3 separate regions of the Homo sapiens genome follow, and regions 1 and 2 are each linked to region 3. A link is a contact called in ENCODE Hi-C data. All regions are on one chromosome and are shown on one strand. Each heading gives the region's core, a stretch centred on a gene start or an enhancer-like site at or near the end of the contact. The rest is flanking DNA. Distances are from core to core; before and after follow the strand shown. Region 1 holds the start of TSPAN12 (tetraspanin 12). Region 2 has its middle 44 kb from the start of FAM3C. Region 3 overlaps CPED1 (cadherin like and PC-esterase domain containing 1).

The links. A loop is a pair of places that touch in the nucleus more often than their neighbours do. Pooled maps may share reads with other maps.
Region 1: a map with no recorded cell type shows a loop between it and region 3 (4-fold over the local background). The contact joins the promoter of TSPAN12 here to the enhancer-like site in region 3. A Hi-C loop is called at or near these places in 3 of 37 single-sample maps with no recorded cell type and 2 of 50 pooled maps.
Region 2: a map of B cell shows a loop between it and region 3 (16-fold over the local background). The contact joins two enhancer-like sites. A Hi-C loop is called at or near these places in 1 of 168 maps with a recorded cell type or tissue (B cell), 3 of 37 single-sample maps with no recorded cell type and 4 of 50 pooled maps.

Annotation. Positions count from the first base shown.
Region 1 is chr7:120,855,011-120,859,694 of GRCh38, forward strand. It overlaps TSPAN12 (tetraspanin 12), which reads right to left and starts at 3,134. Exons shown (of 8, transcript NM_012338.4): 1 at 2,810-3,134; 2 at 1,688-1,823. The coding sequence starts at 1,753. It overlaps LOC124901733 (a long non-coding RNA gene), which reads left to right and starts at 1,825. Exons shown (of 2, transcript XR_007060491.1): 1 at 1,825-2,198. RefSeq lists silencers at 2,077-2,296, 2,489-2,788.
Region 2 is chr7:121,437,768-121,442,471 of GRCh38, forward strand. It overlaps the pseudogene RPL18P4. Among named protein-coding and RNA genes, the nearest start is that of FAM3C, 44 kb to the left of the region's middle. RefSeq lists an enhancer at 668-962. Within about 2 kb of position 3,349, at least 5 of the 41 ENCODE cell types and tissues checked have a DNase peak (open chromatin) inside an H3K27ac peak, as active enhancers do; they include B cell, where a contact is called at or near this core.
Region 3 is chr7:121,178,889-121,183,979 of GRCh38, forward strand. All of the region lies in intron 16 of CPED1 (cadherin like and PC-esterase domain containing 1), which reads left to right. LOC124901735 (a long non-coding RNA gene) reads right to left here. Exons shown (of 3, transcript XR_007060494.1): 3 at 1-1,776. Among named protein-coding and RNA genes, the nearest start is that of WNT16, 150 kb to the right of the region's middle. RefSeq lists enhancers at 103-262, 1,632-1,861. Within about 2 kb of position 1,728, at least 2 of the 41 ENCODE cell types and tissues checked have a DNase peak (open chromatin) inside an H3K27ac peak, as active enhancers do; they include B cell, where a contact is called at or near this core.

The DNA of each region.
Region 1 (4,684 bases), core at 1,884-4,383, 320 kb before region 3:
CCCTGGAAGAGTTTCAGGAATAGGTGCTTTTATGCAAATTTCATTTCCAAGAGGAGTGATATTTTTGTTGAATGATTTGGTTCTTTTTTCCCACACAATGTAAAGTATTAACAAATTTTTCAAAGCTTTATTCTTTATTAAACAACAACAACAACAATCTTAGTAATTCTAAGGTTCAAAACTCAGTAAGGGTCAAGTGAAAGACACTGTCTAGGGGCAAGAAAGCTGAATTCTGTTCCTGGCACTGCCACCATTGGACTATCTGATCTTTGGCAAGTCACTTAATCTGCACTTAATTTCCTCACTCACAAAGGAAGGACGTTCAACCAGGCCATCTTTAAAGCTCCTTTTAGAAGTGGAATGTGATGATTCTATAATTAAAAAGCACAATGTAGAAAAGTGAAAAACTAGTAAACAGGAGTGATAATTATCATACATCTTAAAGAAATGGAGTTTAAACTCTTAATAACTTTTAATGATCCAGGTAATTTAATGATTCACTTAAAAATCAAGCTTTTAAGAAGTATAAACTACAATAAGATCAACTTGTGATTTTACATTTCCAAATGGTGAATTTAACTACCCAATGCTTTAATTTTGAGAAATTAATGCTTTAATGTTGAGAAAAGGAATGCTGCCATTTTAGATATTTTCAGATTACTCACTGAAGTAAGACTTAATTTATCCTTTAAAATGGGGCCATCTATAAGGTGCAGTTCAACCTAAATGTCATCTTCTAGAGACCACATGTAATAGCCCTATGAAAAAAAGGCTGGGCAATGCCAGCCAGTCAGCACGCCAGCCAGTCAGCCACATAAATAAATTGCACAATAAAATTTGTAACAGAAAATTTTGAATAAAATTATTAATAGAACACAAAAAAATGGAAAGAACAATTTGCTTAAGAATGGCAGCCTCCTGAAGCAACATTTACTGTTTAAATTGTTACATTTTCCTAAGTTTTATAAGTAATAATACGATTATTAATCATACTTTATTAAGATTTAAAGCATAAAAAGTCATTAACTCATAGGGCATAAAGATTTCCATGAGCTTGTTACATTTTATGTATTTTATTTCCTTAAATGGTTATGGGATTTTCCAAAAGCATACACACAATTCCTTAAACTTTGCCAACTTAGAATTAGTTACATAAAAATCACCCTTCAGACCGTATGGAATCCCCTAGACAAATCTACTCAGCCTTTCTGTGATAGGTTATCTGGGTGTGAATTCCACCACCACCTCCCCCTCGTCCCCGCCCACAAAAAATATATTAAGACTTGGCCCAACTAGATTTTACAGGCGACAGAGATGTAAAGAAACAATTTATGGCTTGCACAATTATCTAAAATTCCCGCAAACAAGCAGTTCCCTAAGTAGTATGTCATAATTTTCTTATCTATGAGTAGAAGCACGTGCATTTATTTATATCCCTAGATTAACTTCAAGTCTAATTTTACTGCCAGTAGTATCCAGGGGTGGATTTCTTTGTTCTAATTACAAATGGAACTTGAGCTAGATCAAAGGCATTTTAAGAAGGTCAAATTTTACTTCTCTGAAAAATAAAGGGTGTTATCCCATGTAATTAATTAATGCTTAGCCATGCCCTTTGGCGCATTATCCGGTGGCTGCAGAAAACCAGAGCCAGCCGTTCCCACCTGTTGGTGCAGTGAAACTTACTTACCCAAAAGAGCAGATTGAGGGCGTAGAGCAGGCAGCGCAGACACTTCACGGAATCTTCTCTGGCCATTGTGAGCCCCGTAAGGGAGAAGCCCCATCCTTTCACCACATCCTACTCCCAAGGGCAAAACGGCAGCGATCTGCAGGGGGCGGGGGAGAGAGAACACGGGACATCTCACCATCACGCTTCCCACAGCCTGCCCGTCCCTCCTCCACCCGCCCTCAGCAGGGTCCAGAGGGTCCCGAGGCCCAGTGCATTCGAGACATCGCCTCATCAAAAATCATTTGTTAAAATCATAATGGTAACTAAACTCCCAAAAGTTCCAAACCGGCTTCAGATAACACCTGCTGGGAAAAGAAAAGAGCAACTATCCGGATGAATGAAGTCGCACAGTAAACTCGCGTTCTCAGGGGACACGCGGCGGAGCCCTGTGCATTCTGATGAGACGCTCTTGAAAACCTCCCTCACTCCACGCCCCTCCTCGAGGACAGCTGTGCTCGGCACTGTCCTGAAGGTGAGAAACCACACTGCCCCCTACCCCGGACACGTCAGAGGCGCCACCGGCAAGCCCGAGAGAATGAGCGCCCTTCTAGTTAGGACAGTTCCTGGGCACTCCAACTCCGCACCCCTCTACCCCGTCCCGCAGCTCGGGTGTGAATGCAAGGGACTGGGGCGGCGGGGCGGGGGCGGGGGCGGGGGCGAGGGGGCAGCGCGGAGTTGAGATTCCGCCCGGCTACTAGGGTTTCTCTGGGAGAACGTGAGAAATGATGTTTTCGGCCCCAGAATGATGGATTAGCCTGGGACAGTGGGCGGGGGGCGGGGGGCGCCGGGGAATTAGGGCCGATGCAGCTGTGCAGACGCCGGGTTAGTCATTCAAACCCCGCTTCCCCCGCCCGGGACGCTCCCGCGACCCCTCGCTCAAAGCCGCCCGCGGAGCACAAAGCGAGCGCGGCCACCGACCCAGCCATCGCGTCCGCGCGCCCCCGGCAGGGCGCGAGGGGAAGCGCCGGCGGCAGGGAGCCCCAGAGCCAGCCCTTAAGTAGTTTAGCACACAGCGCGGAGGGCAGCCGCCGGCGGGCTGGCGGGACAGCGGGCAGGAAAGGCGACAGACGCGTGGCCACTTACCGTCGGCGCTGGGCCCGGTGCCCCACGCCCGCCTGGGGATAGTCGGGGACGCACGGCGGGGGCTCATCGGGGCAGGGAACTTCTTCGCGGAGAGCCGGAGGGCTGCATTGGCTTCAGCTGGAGACGCTTCTTTCTCTTCCTCTCCCCCCGCCGCCGCCGTCGCCGCCTCCTGGGAAAAAGAAAAAAAAAAAAAAAAGTCCTGGGCAGCAGTTGCTGGAAAGTCTCTGCTAAGCCACCTCCCAGCGCCGCTGTCCCTCCCAAGTCCTCTCCGAGTCCGGACGAGGCAGCGGCGGCAGCCAGGGCCAGCTGCACAAACTCTCAGCGCATGCTCGAGCCGCTGGCTGCCGGGGTTGGGTCCTAGTGGGTGTTTCTTGTCCCTCTCACCCAGCGAGAGTCCCCAAAGGGACGCTTCACCTCTGCAGGATAGGGTCCAGAAGATAATGCCTAGGAACTTGGGAGAAGTCCGTGCAGTAAATCCCTTTAAAATGGTGGCGTCGAAGGAATGGAGGCTGGGTTATAAGCATAGAGAAGCAGGCTTTTATTATATGATAATATTTGTGTTTGAGAAGGGGGGTGAAGGGGTGGCCCAACCCAATTCCTGCAATGAGAAACTAGTTTTCACAACCTTTATGGAGCCACCTCCTGTGATTTGTTATTAACATGGTGCCCTATGATCCTTCTTATTGCTTTGTTGCCCTCCCGGATTTTTTTTTTTTTAAGTTCTTTCCCACTTTCATAGTGCACTAATAGCATTTACGGAAACATCAGAGTAATCATGTGCAGTCTGACATGCAGAAGAGGAGGAAAGAACATTTTTAACTCTTAGAAGTAACTCAAGCTTTCCAAAATTTCTCACGATAAGATTGTTTTGAGTTAACTGGGTGATTTATTTTGAAATGTGTACATAGTAGTGGATCTTTGGAAAATCTAATTTTTTTAAACTAGAAATTCATGAAGTATTACACAGCAGGAGACCATCCTTCCAAAAGAATCTTCCCTTTTAGAAGACAGAAGTTTCACACTAAATAAAATGCCACTGGATCATATCCTCCACATAAAATGTGGATGTGTTGTGCTATGCCTCACAGTACTGCTCATTTCTAGGATTACTTTTGTGGGCACTGCATGGCAAATAAAACTTCACCAGCAAATATGAATTACCTGGAATACGAGCAACATCTTTGACCTAATAACTGGAGTCCTTGGATTTCCTTGCAGAAAAAAAAAAAAAAAAAAAAATGGAATCCTATGTCCATGACTGCCTGTCTAGAGTTAGTTGCTGCATGACTGGAGTGACAATAAGACATGCAGTCTCATATGGAAAAGTCAAGACCAAAAGACAACATGGTTGTCCTGGGTTAGGCTAGGAAAATTATTGGTAAGCAAGTCACTAAGCAGTATGTAAGACAGCAACCCAAAAGAGTATAAAGAAGTATAGCCATACACAAAAAAAACACCAAGAAACATGTCCAGTTATCCATCAGATGACTCCAACTCTGATAATGAAGCAGCTTCTAGAATACTGGGGAAGAGCAAAGAAACCCACTTTTATCCTCTGCCAGTTTCTTCTCAAATTAGGGTGCATGCCTATTTTAAGCAAAGGACTGCTGAAACAACCAGCCATCCAAATGCTGTTGGTGCCATACATTCCCCGGAGAGGTATAAACATCCCCGCATTGAAAGGAGTCCATGACTGCTATTAAAACTGAGAAAAAGAGTGCCAACAATTCCCATGTGTCAAAGCAGAGATCCTCTTCTACTCCTAGAAGGTAGTTAAGTGCCCTTTCCTTAATTCGTATACCTTTAAGGGTCAACTGCCTTAAAGTAATAAAATACTAGAGGAAGTTACTTTAGAAGTATGCATGTCCTCTTCTT
Region 2 (4,704 bases), core at 2,099-4,598, 260 kb after region 3:
AGAGTTGGAGGCTGCAGTAGTGAGCTATAACCGTGCCATTGCACTCCAGTGAGACCTCGTCTTAGGAAAAAAAAAAAAAAAAACCCGAAAGGGAACAAGACAACTCCAAGTGGCTCTAAAGAAGGCACCTTCACAGAATTCTGAAGAGGGAGTCTGTCTTGGGGCACATTATTCCAGATTTTTATCTCCTCAAATGGATGATCTGATATATGAAGTCACCCCCCTTATCATATCAGCTGGAACCTTCCTCCAGGGTGCAGATCCTTTCCTTTTTATTTATATGAAGAGCCTCCCTACATATTTGCACTCATGCCTTCCACATTGATAAATGGCTTTCACTTAGTGCTATGACAACTCTTCTCTGGAACTCTCTCAGTTCTCAACTCATGATTAATAGTTTCAGTTAACATTCTTTCCTTTACTTATCTTAGTAATTTACAGAGATGAACTTGCTCTCTCTGTTGTAACAAGTACAAGTATACGTAGCTTCACATTTTATACATTCCATTAGAAAATGGTGCAGAAAAGGAGGATCTCTGACCAGATAAAAGAGAGGGTCTCTGGTCTCTGACTAGATAAAGATAGTTCCCCTAATCCTTCTTGACCACAGATATTACTTTTGGTCAGCATCCAAAATCTTTTTAATAAGAAGGTAAGCAGTCTGTCCGTTCTCAGATCTCAAACTCCATGCTGGGAGAACCACTACTCTCTTCAAAGCTGTCACATAGGGACATTTAAGTCTGCAGAGGTTTCTGCGTCTTTTGTTCGGGTATGCCCTGCCCCCAGAGGTGGAGTCTACTAAGGCAGGCAGGCCTCCTTGAGCTGCGGTGGGCTCCACCCAGTTCGAGCTTCCCAGCTGCTTTGTTTACCAGCTCAAGCCTCAGCAATGGCAGGCGCCCCTCCCCCACCCTCGCTGCCGCCTTGCAGTTCCATCTCAGTCTGCTGTGCTAGCAATGAGCGAGGCTTCGTGGGTGTGGGACCCATGCCCTCTCTGACCTCTCCTATTCAACATAGTGTTGGAAGTTCTGGCCAGGGCAATCAGGCAGGAGAAAGAAATAAAGATATTCAATTAGGAAAAGAGGAAGTCAAATTGTCCCTGTTTGCAGATGACATGATTGTATATTTAGAAAACCCCATCGTTTCAGTCCAAAATCTCCTTAAGCTGATAAGCAACTTAGGCAAAGTCTCAGGATACACAATCAATGTGGAAAAATCACAAGCATTCTTATACACCAATAACAGACAGAGAGCCAAATCATGAGTGAACTCCCATTCACAATTGCTTCAAAGAGAATATAATACTTAGGAATCCAACTTACAAGGGATGTGAAGGAACTCTTCAAGGAGAACTGCAAACCACTGCTCAACGAAATAAAAGAGGATACAGGCAAATGGAAGAACATTCCCTGCTCATGGATAGGAAGAATCAATAGCATGAAAATGGCCATACTGCCCAAGGTAATTTATAGATTCGATGCCATCCCCATCAAGCTACCAAAGACTTTCTTCACAGAATTGGAAAAAACTACTTTAAAGTTCATATGAAACCAAAAAAGAGCCCGCATTGTGAAGACAATCCTAAGCCAAAAGAACAAAGCTGGAGGCATCACGCTACCTGACTTCAAACTATACTACAAGGCTACAGTTACCAAAACAGCATGGTACTGGTACCAAAACAGAGATATAGACCAATGGAACAGAACAGAACCCTCAGAAATAATACCACACATCTACAACCATCTGATCTTTGACAAACCTGAAAAAAACAAGCAATGGGGAAAGGATTCCCTATTTAATAAATGGTGCTGGGAAAACTGGCTAGCCATGTGTAGAAAGCTGAAACTGGATCCCTTCCTTACACCTTATACAAAAATTAATTCGAGGTGGATTAAAGACTTAAATGTTAGACCTAAAACCATAAAAACCCTAGAAGAAAACCTAGGCAATACCATTCAGGACATAGGCATAGGCAAGAACTTCATGTCTAAAACACCAAAAGCAATGGCAACAAAATCCAAAATTGACAAGTGGGATCTAATTAAACTAAAGAGCTTCTGCACAGCAAAAGAAACTACCATCAGAGTGAACAGGCGATCTACAGAATGGGAGAAAATTTTTGCAATCTACTCATCTGACAAAGGACTAATATCCAGAATCTACAAAGAACTCAAACAAACTTACAAGAAAAAAACAACCCCATCAAAAAGTGGGTGAAGTATATGAACAGACACTTCTCAAAAGAAGACATTTACACAGCCAACAGACACTTGAAAAAATGCTCATCATCACTGGCCATCAGAGAAATGCAAATCAAAACCACAATGAGATACCGTCTCACACCATTAGAATGGCGATCATTAAAAAGTCAGGAAACAGGTGCTGGAGAGGATGTGGAGAAATAGGAACACTTTTACACTGTTGGTGGGACTGTAAACTAGTTCAACCATTGTGGAAGACAGCATGGCGATTCCTCAAGAATCTAGAACTAGAAATACCATTTGACCCAGCAATCCCATTACTGGGTATATACCCAAAGGATTATAACTCATGCTGCTATCAAGACACATGCACACGTATGTTTATTGTGGCACTATTCACAATAGCAAAGACCTGGAACCAACCCAAAAGTCCATCAGTGATAGACTGGATTAAGAAAATGTGGCACATACACACCATGGAATACTATGTAGCTATAAAAAATGATGAGTTCATGTCCTTTGTAGGGACATGGATGAAGCTGGAAACCATCATTCTCAGCAAACTGTCGCAAGGACAAAAAACCAAACACCGCATGTTCTCACTCATAGGTGGGAATGGAACAATGAGAACACTTGGACACAGGAAGGGGAACATCACACACTGGGGCCTGTCGTGGGATGGGGGGAGGGGGGAGGGATATCATTAGGAGATATACCTAATGTAAATGACGAATTAATGGGTGCAGCACACCAACATGGCACATGTATACATATGTAACAAACCTGCACATTGTGCACATGTACCCTAGAACTTAAAGTATAATAATAAAAAATTAAAAAAAAAGAAAAAAGAAGGTAGGATCCAGGGTTAGTTTTTGTAGCCTTGGCTGGCCCCTTGGCCTCTGGCATACTCGAACTTCCGGCCCTTGGAGCGGACGTAGGGTTTGGTGTGGCTGTGTGGGGTTCCCAGGGCCTTGTCGAAATGCCAGTACACCTCTCGACCCTTGCGAGGACCTGAGAGCAGGACGGTGCCGCAGACCTTGGGGGAGTCCAGGGCCAGCTGGTCGAAAGTGAGGTTCTTGCCCCCCACCCTGAAGATGTGGCTGCGGGCCCGGCTGGTCACGCCCAGTGCACACACCTTCAGTTTGGGCACCTCCTGAACCCACACGTCATCTGTTATGGTTCCCACAACCACGGCCGTTTTGTTTTCCTGGCCAGGAAGCTTCATTTTCGGGATCATCCGGGAAAGGGACAGAGGTGGCTGGTTGGTGCACTCATAAACAACCTCTTCAGCACTATTACTTTTTTTAAAGTGCCCTAAATATCCTTATCAGAGGGGTATTCTTACTTTCACTTTCTCTTTTTTTCCCCTCAGGGCTTTCTTGCCCTCTATTTAAATCTTTCTTCTAAAGCTTCTCTTCCAGTCCTAGGATCCCCAATTCTTTGTCTCCCTTGTCTTCCAAGGGAACATTTTTTTTTAACAATTCTTAATTATGCAAAGAATTTTATTTCTTCATTCTCTCAACCATTCCAATTCTAACTGAGCTCTAGGGCCTACCTACATTTAACTAAATGAAACTAAACAACAAAATCATCAGGATATGGCTGACCTATATTATGGAAGCAAGCTTGAGTCATCTTTTTTAATAGGAATTTTGTCTTCTTCCTACAAATGCATTGTTGCCAAAGAGAGTCATAGAGGGAAGGATTTTGCATAGGGAGAGATGAGCTTGGGATGGGTAGAATCAAAATTTCAGAGAGTTTTAAGGGGTGGGTAATGGGCTTTTGCACAAAATCGTAAAATAAAGAAAAAGAGAGAAGGGAGCTTTTCAGCTGAAGGTGGATAAGGTTTCTATTAGTCATCTGTGGGGAGAGATAGATGGATATTAAAAGGAGAGGACAGTTTACATATATAGAAATTTATAAAGGCCTAAATACAGACACAGGAAAGACAACCCACCTGTTTCTAGCATCCTAGGTAGCACATTTGTGTGGAGCCAATAAAAAAAGTGTACACAAATAAACCAATTATATTCAGGTATGTTTTGAAAGAGCCATGTTGACTGGCCTAAGATGTGGGAAAAAAGCCAGGGATTTTGTTCACAGTAAGTTCAATACAAACAAATCCAGTGATTTGCCAAAAGAGCTAACTAGTATCTTAGCCCGCATTAATGCAATTTCAGTCTCTTTAATAGTGTAGTGTTGTTCTACAGCACTTACCATGGGGAGTAAATGAAGCATTTCTAGCATGGTAATGAATCTATTGGTAGTACAGTCATTAATGAACTGTTTTTTGTTTTGTTTGTTTTGTTTTGTTTTTGACGGAATTTCGCTCTTGTTGCTTAGGCTGGAGTGCAATGGTGAGATCTCGGCTCACCACAACCTCCGCTTCCTGGTTTCAAGTGACTCTCCTGCTTCAGCCTCCTGAGTAGCTGGGATTACAGGTGCCTGCCACGACACCTGGCTAATTTTGTATTTTTAGTGGAGATGGGTTTCTCCATGTTGG
Region 3 (5,091 bases), core at 478-2,977:
AATGGTATAAATGTGATAACTTTGTGAAGCCAGGTGAGACTACCTAAAGAACAGGATGCAGCAAAGAGGTCCAAGGAGACAATCTATATTTAGAAGGTAGGAGAAAGTTTGGAGCCAGCACATACAGCAGAAAAACAAGGTCAGAGATATGGGAGGAGAACAAAGCTGTACCGTGTTTTGGAAACCAAAAGTGAAAGATGTTTCAAAATGGAGTGATCAGTGAAGTCAGGCCCTGAAGGAAAATGATGGGGTATGGGTGTTAGGACTATGAGCCAACCTGTTGGCCTAGTCATTTAGAAGGTTAGAGACCTTAAGATGAACTGTTCCCCTAGAATGGTGAGGGCAGACGCTAGGCTGCAAGCCTAAGAAATTAATAGCTGTGGAATTAGTAGCTGTGGATATAGATATACTCTGTAAGAAGTTTGGCACTGAATGAAATACAGAGTGATGGTTGGAGTAAGTCAAGCAAAGCATGTCAGGAAGTATCCAACTTAACATAGACCTTTATATCCTAGTGTATACATGTAATAAATTTAAAGGGTAGGGAGGATTATTCTGAAGATAAATTTATTCCCCAGACCTTGCTGAAGTACTATCACAATAGTGTGCAGAATGGAACGTTTCTGGCATATTCTTCTAAGCAGAAACAGAAGTTTTTTTCATGTGTCTATACCTTTAAGCCTTTAATTATGAAAATCACTTTATTTTGTTCATATTCTCATTTGATTTTCTATTGTTTACATGAATTGAAATGTGTTCAAATGTTTAAGATTTAGGATGAATAACAGCTCAATGGTAATGACTTATAAACCCAACATAACAGTTTATAGTTAGCTTCTTAGTCAACATGTATTAAAGGTCATTGTTCCTTAGCCTTGCCCCAAAGTAGTAAGGGAAGTAGTACATTTTAATTAGTATAAGACAAAGACAAATAAATTATATTGCTTTGATAGTCTGAAGTTTTGTTAGTAACCATTTAATGTTTTAAATTATTCACAATTTATAATACCTTGCAGTTTTTTAAGGGAAAAAAATGAAACTAACAATGATTGCACTGTGTTCTGTGATACACACTGGGATCTAAAATTTCACATTTAAAGTATAAAACTGATTTACTGTTATGTTTTTCTTTTTATTGTATGACTTTCACAAAGTACACATCATTTGACTATTCTCTCAGTGAATGAGATTGCTTGGATTTTCAGAATCTTGGAATAGTATCACATGGTGGTCCCAAAGACCAGATGATAGGTAGCTTTCTTCCTGACAAATTCCCAACACTTGGGCAAACTGCAAGAGATGTGTGTGATGATTCTTAAAGTGACTCATTATATTTTCATGTGAGTAGATTATCGCACTGCAGGAGAGACAAGTGTTTTCAGCTGATGGCCTATTTTACCTTTTTCCTATGTTTTAAAAGGTAACACACAAATGGATTCCGAAGATTTTAGAAATATATTTTTTCTTGGAAAATATCAACAATGAAATAAAAATAGACTTTTAATGTGGTAGCTAATTTGATTTTCTTTAAAAAAATTCTGAGGCTCTTAGTTTTTCTGCATTATCCTTTGAAGCCAATGGGACAATAATATCCTGAAATAATTATTTTAATACATCATGGAATTCATGACAAAATCTAGAATTACGTGATACATTATCTGTACACTCTTGTCTCCAGGGTTCTCTCAGTGGGTCACACCTTGGCACACACTTTCTGTTCTTCTTTCATATACTATTATTAGCCCGAGATTTTCATGCTCCATCAATTTTTCTTTGCTACACAATGGAGAAGAGAAGAGAGAACAGGAAGAGACTTAAATGCACCCTTTATGACAGGAACAGAACATGATTTTTAGATGATCTACCTATAGGCTTTAAAATTAATACCTCACCTCCAATACTTCCAGCGTAGCCTGAGACATGGAAGGTGGTTACTTTTAAAACTAAAAGTAATGTTCTTAGTTACTTTTAGGACTAATGTGATGATTAGCTGGGACATGTCTTAGCATTCTCTGACAGGATCGGATCAGGGTGGTCAGCCAGGGTTGAAACTGTGACTGTATGACATTTGATTTGGGCTTCATTTCATCTCTAAATGGACTTGAGGCTTTTTCACAAAATAATATTTTAAACTATAATTTTTCCATCATGTTCAAGAAATAGTCAACAGTAAGGGTTCTACTGTACTCAAGGAAACTGTATGAGATGAAGTGTGATGATTCTTAAATGGATTTATTGTGTTTTTGTGTGAGAGATGATCATACTGCAGGAGAAACAATGGTGTTCAGCTGAGCTTGTTTTATATATTTGTAAAAGGTGAATGGTTTCCCCAGTTTGCTTGACATGCAAGTATATTCTTCAGACAGTCTGTAAGGTTTACAAGCATTTCACTCACCATCTAAGAATAAAGAATATTCCACGCAGAGGGAACAATACAAAAAATACCCTGTAACTTGAAGTTTCCAGTAGCTAAAATTTTGAAATATTTACTTATCAGTTGGTAAAGAATGACTGTCCCCAGGAAAATTAAATCATATTAGAATCTCAATTGTTTTTTGGATGGAATTAAAGATATTTGTTTGAAATACATTTCTCAAAAAATATTGCTGTGATCTGTACATAAATACGTTATTGATTTTTAAAGATGTTTAAAAAATTTATATGTCAGCAAGATACCATAAAAATTCCTCTTTAATTTTCTAAGAGATGGTCATCATTTCTTAACCAAAATATCACCTTGACTAATATTAAAAGTTTGCAAATATTGTTGTTTGCATGAATAGATTTCTAACATTTTAGTCAACCTTTAGTAAAATTGTTAAAACCTATATCATCCATAAGTATGAGAAAGGTTCAATTATTAAGTTCCTTTTACAAATAAGAAAAATAAAACAACACAGAGTGGTTGAGTGACTTTCCACAGGTCACACACCTAGTTCCTGGCAAGGCTGGCATATTATTGTCAGATAACTCTAAATCAAGGAATATTAGATGCATATTAATTGGGCATATTGTAGTCTTACAACTTTTAATATGGTTCTGAGTTAGATATTCTTAGAGGAAACTAGTACCTGGAAATTTAAAAGTCACGTTTATTCCAAAATGAACCTGGGAAACTAGGGGGACATTTGTGTCTATATCAGCTGTCACACAAGCTTACTTCCCTCATAAAACTTTTTGTGCCCCAAACCCTTCTAACATGTTGCATATTTCTGTTATTTTAGACAATAAGAATCAATAAAAACCACTATAAAAGCTATGGTAACATTAGAATATGTCAGCCCGTGCTAAATACTTCAATTCGATGAGAGCTTTTTTTTTTTTTTTTAGTTTTAATGATGTTACATTTCCAGAAAAAAATACATATAAAATTCATAGAAATTGTGCCAGAAGAGTTAGTAGACCATGTTAAGGTATTTTTTACTGCATTAAAAACAGACTAGCTCTTAGCAAAATTAAAGAAGTTCACTTAATAGAGACAGTAACTGGTAATAGTAGGAGTGATGTGGCATTTCAGCAACCTGCCTGCCTGCCTTCCTTCCTTTCATTCCTTCCCTTCCTTCCTTCTTTTCTTCCCTTTCTTTCTTTATTTCTTCCTTTCTTTCCTCCTTCTTTGCCTCCCTCTCTTCCTCCCTCCCTTTTTCTCTCCCTCCTATCCCCTTTTCATTTCTCCTTGTTATTATTTGTTCTGTAGTTATTGAATGTCATTATGTTTCTAAGGCTGAGACTTCTATTTTAACTGATGTTCAGTGTAGCTTGAAATGACATGCCACAGAGGAATAATGCTGGTCAGATTGTAAGTTCTATAGTCAGCTACCCAGTCTGGGTTTAGATTCTAGTCCTCCGCTTGCTATTGGGATTACTTTGGGCAAGTTGCTTACCTTGTCTCTGTGATGGAGATCATACTGCCTACTTCACTGTGTCATTGCGAACATTAATTAGATAAGACAAGCTTCTATGTAGCTTGAGGACCACTGTGCCTGGTACATGGAAGGTGTCTGAAATATTAGTTTCCTCCTTTTTTTCCTCACTCCCCTTTATGCTAGCATTTTTTTCTTCAAAAACTTATTCCTATTTATTATCCTGAGTTCCTATCTTTGTCTTTTCAAAGAAAAAAAAAACTCAGTTTTGTTTACAAAGCCTTGCAAAAATGTATGAATCATCCAAGAAACTGCAGTTATTAATAGTTAGATAATTCATAGTAATTATGTGCTGTAGAACCTACAAGCTTTCCCCAAGTGCTGAGTGCTTATCTAAACTCTTTGAGCCTAGAAATCATTGGGCTTATGACAACCCAATGGGCTTTATCCCTGAAGATGTAAAGCTTCCACTCAGTTTAGAAATCCTTTTTCACAACTGTCACCAGGAAATAAAATGACATATGGCAATAAAAATTCAAATTTTAAGTAATATTTGCTTCAAAGTTTTCAAAACATTTGAAATCTAGAGTTGGTGACAGTTGTCAGCCAAGAGATATTTGTTTAATATTAACTTGAACATAGGTTTGAGAATATAAAGGACCCTTGACCTCAAGGGTATCCCAAAGAAAGAGAGGAGGACAGTATATGCTCTCAGAAATTCCAGATGTCCACAGAGTATTTTAGATGACTGACAGTCTTCTGTAAATTCCTTAAGGTACAGATTTTGTTTCCATGTTCTCTCACAGATCTAATAGACCAGGTAATAAGCAGTGGGTAAGTGGATGAATAGCTATAGCAAACTGTTCAAATAAATGTTTAGATTATGTGAAATACCTCAGATGTTAGTGGGGACTGGATATGAATAGAAGAACATAATGATATTAGTTTTCTATGTATTTTAATTTTCAGGATTTCAATTTTGCTTTCAATGCTGGTTTATAATATAAACTGAGAATAAAGCACAGAATTAGTTTAAGTTCTGGTAACTGGAAAAGTATTAGACTGTTGATGATTAAAGATTCATACAATTCACTTGGGGGTAGAGAACGACTGTTTTCCATACTTCTTTAAAAATTATTTCTTCACTTTGCAAGGCTGAGGTGGGCAGATTACTTCAGGCCAGGAATTCAAGACCAGCCTGGCCAACATAGTGAAACCCTGTTTCTACTGA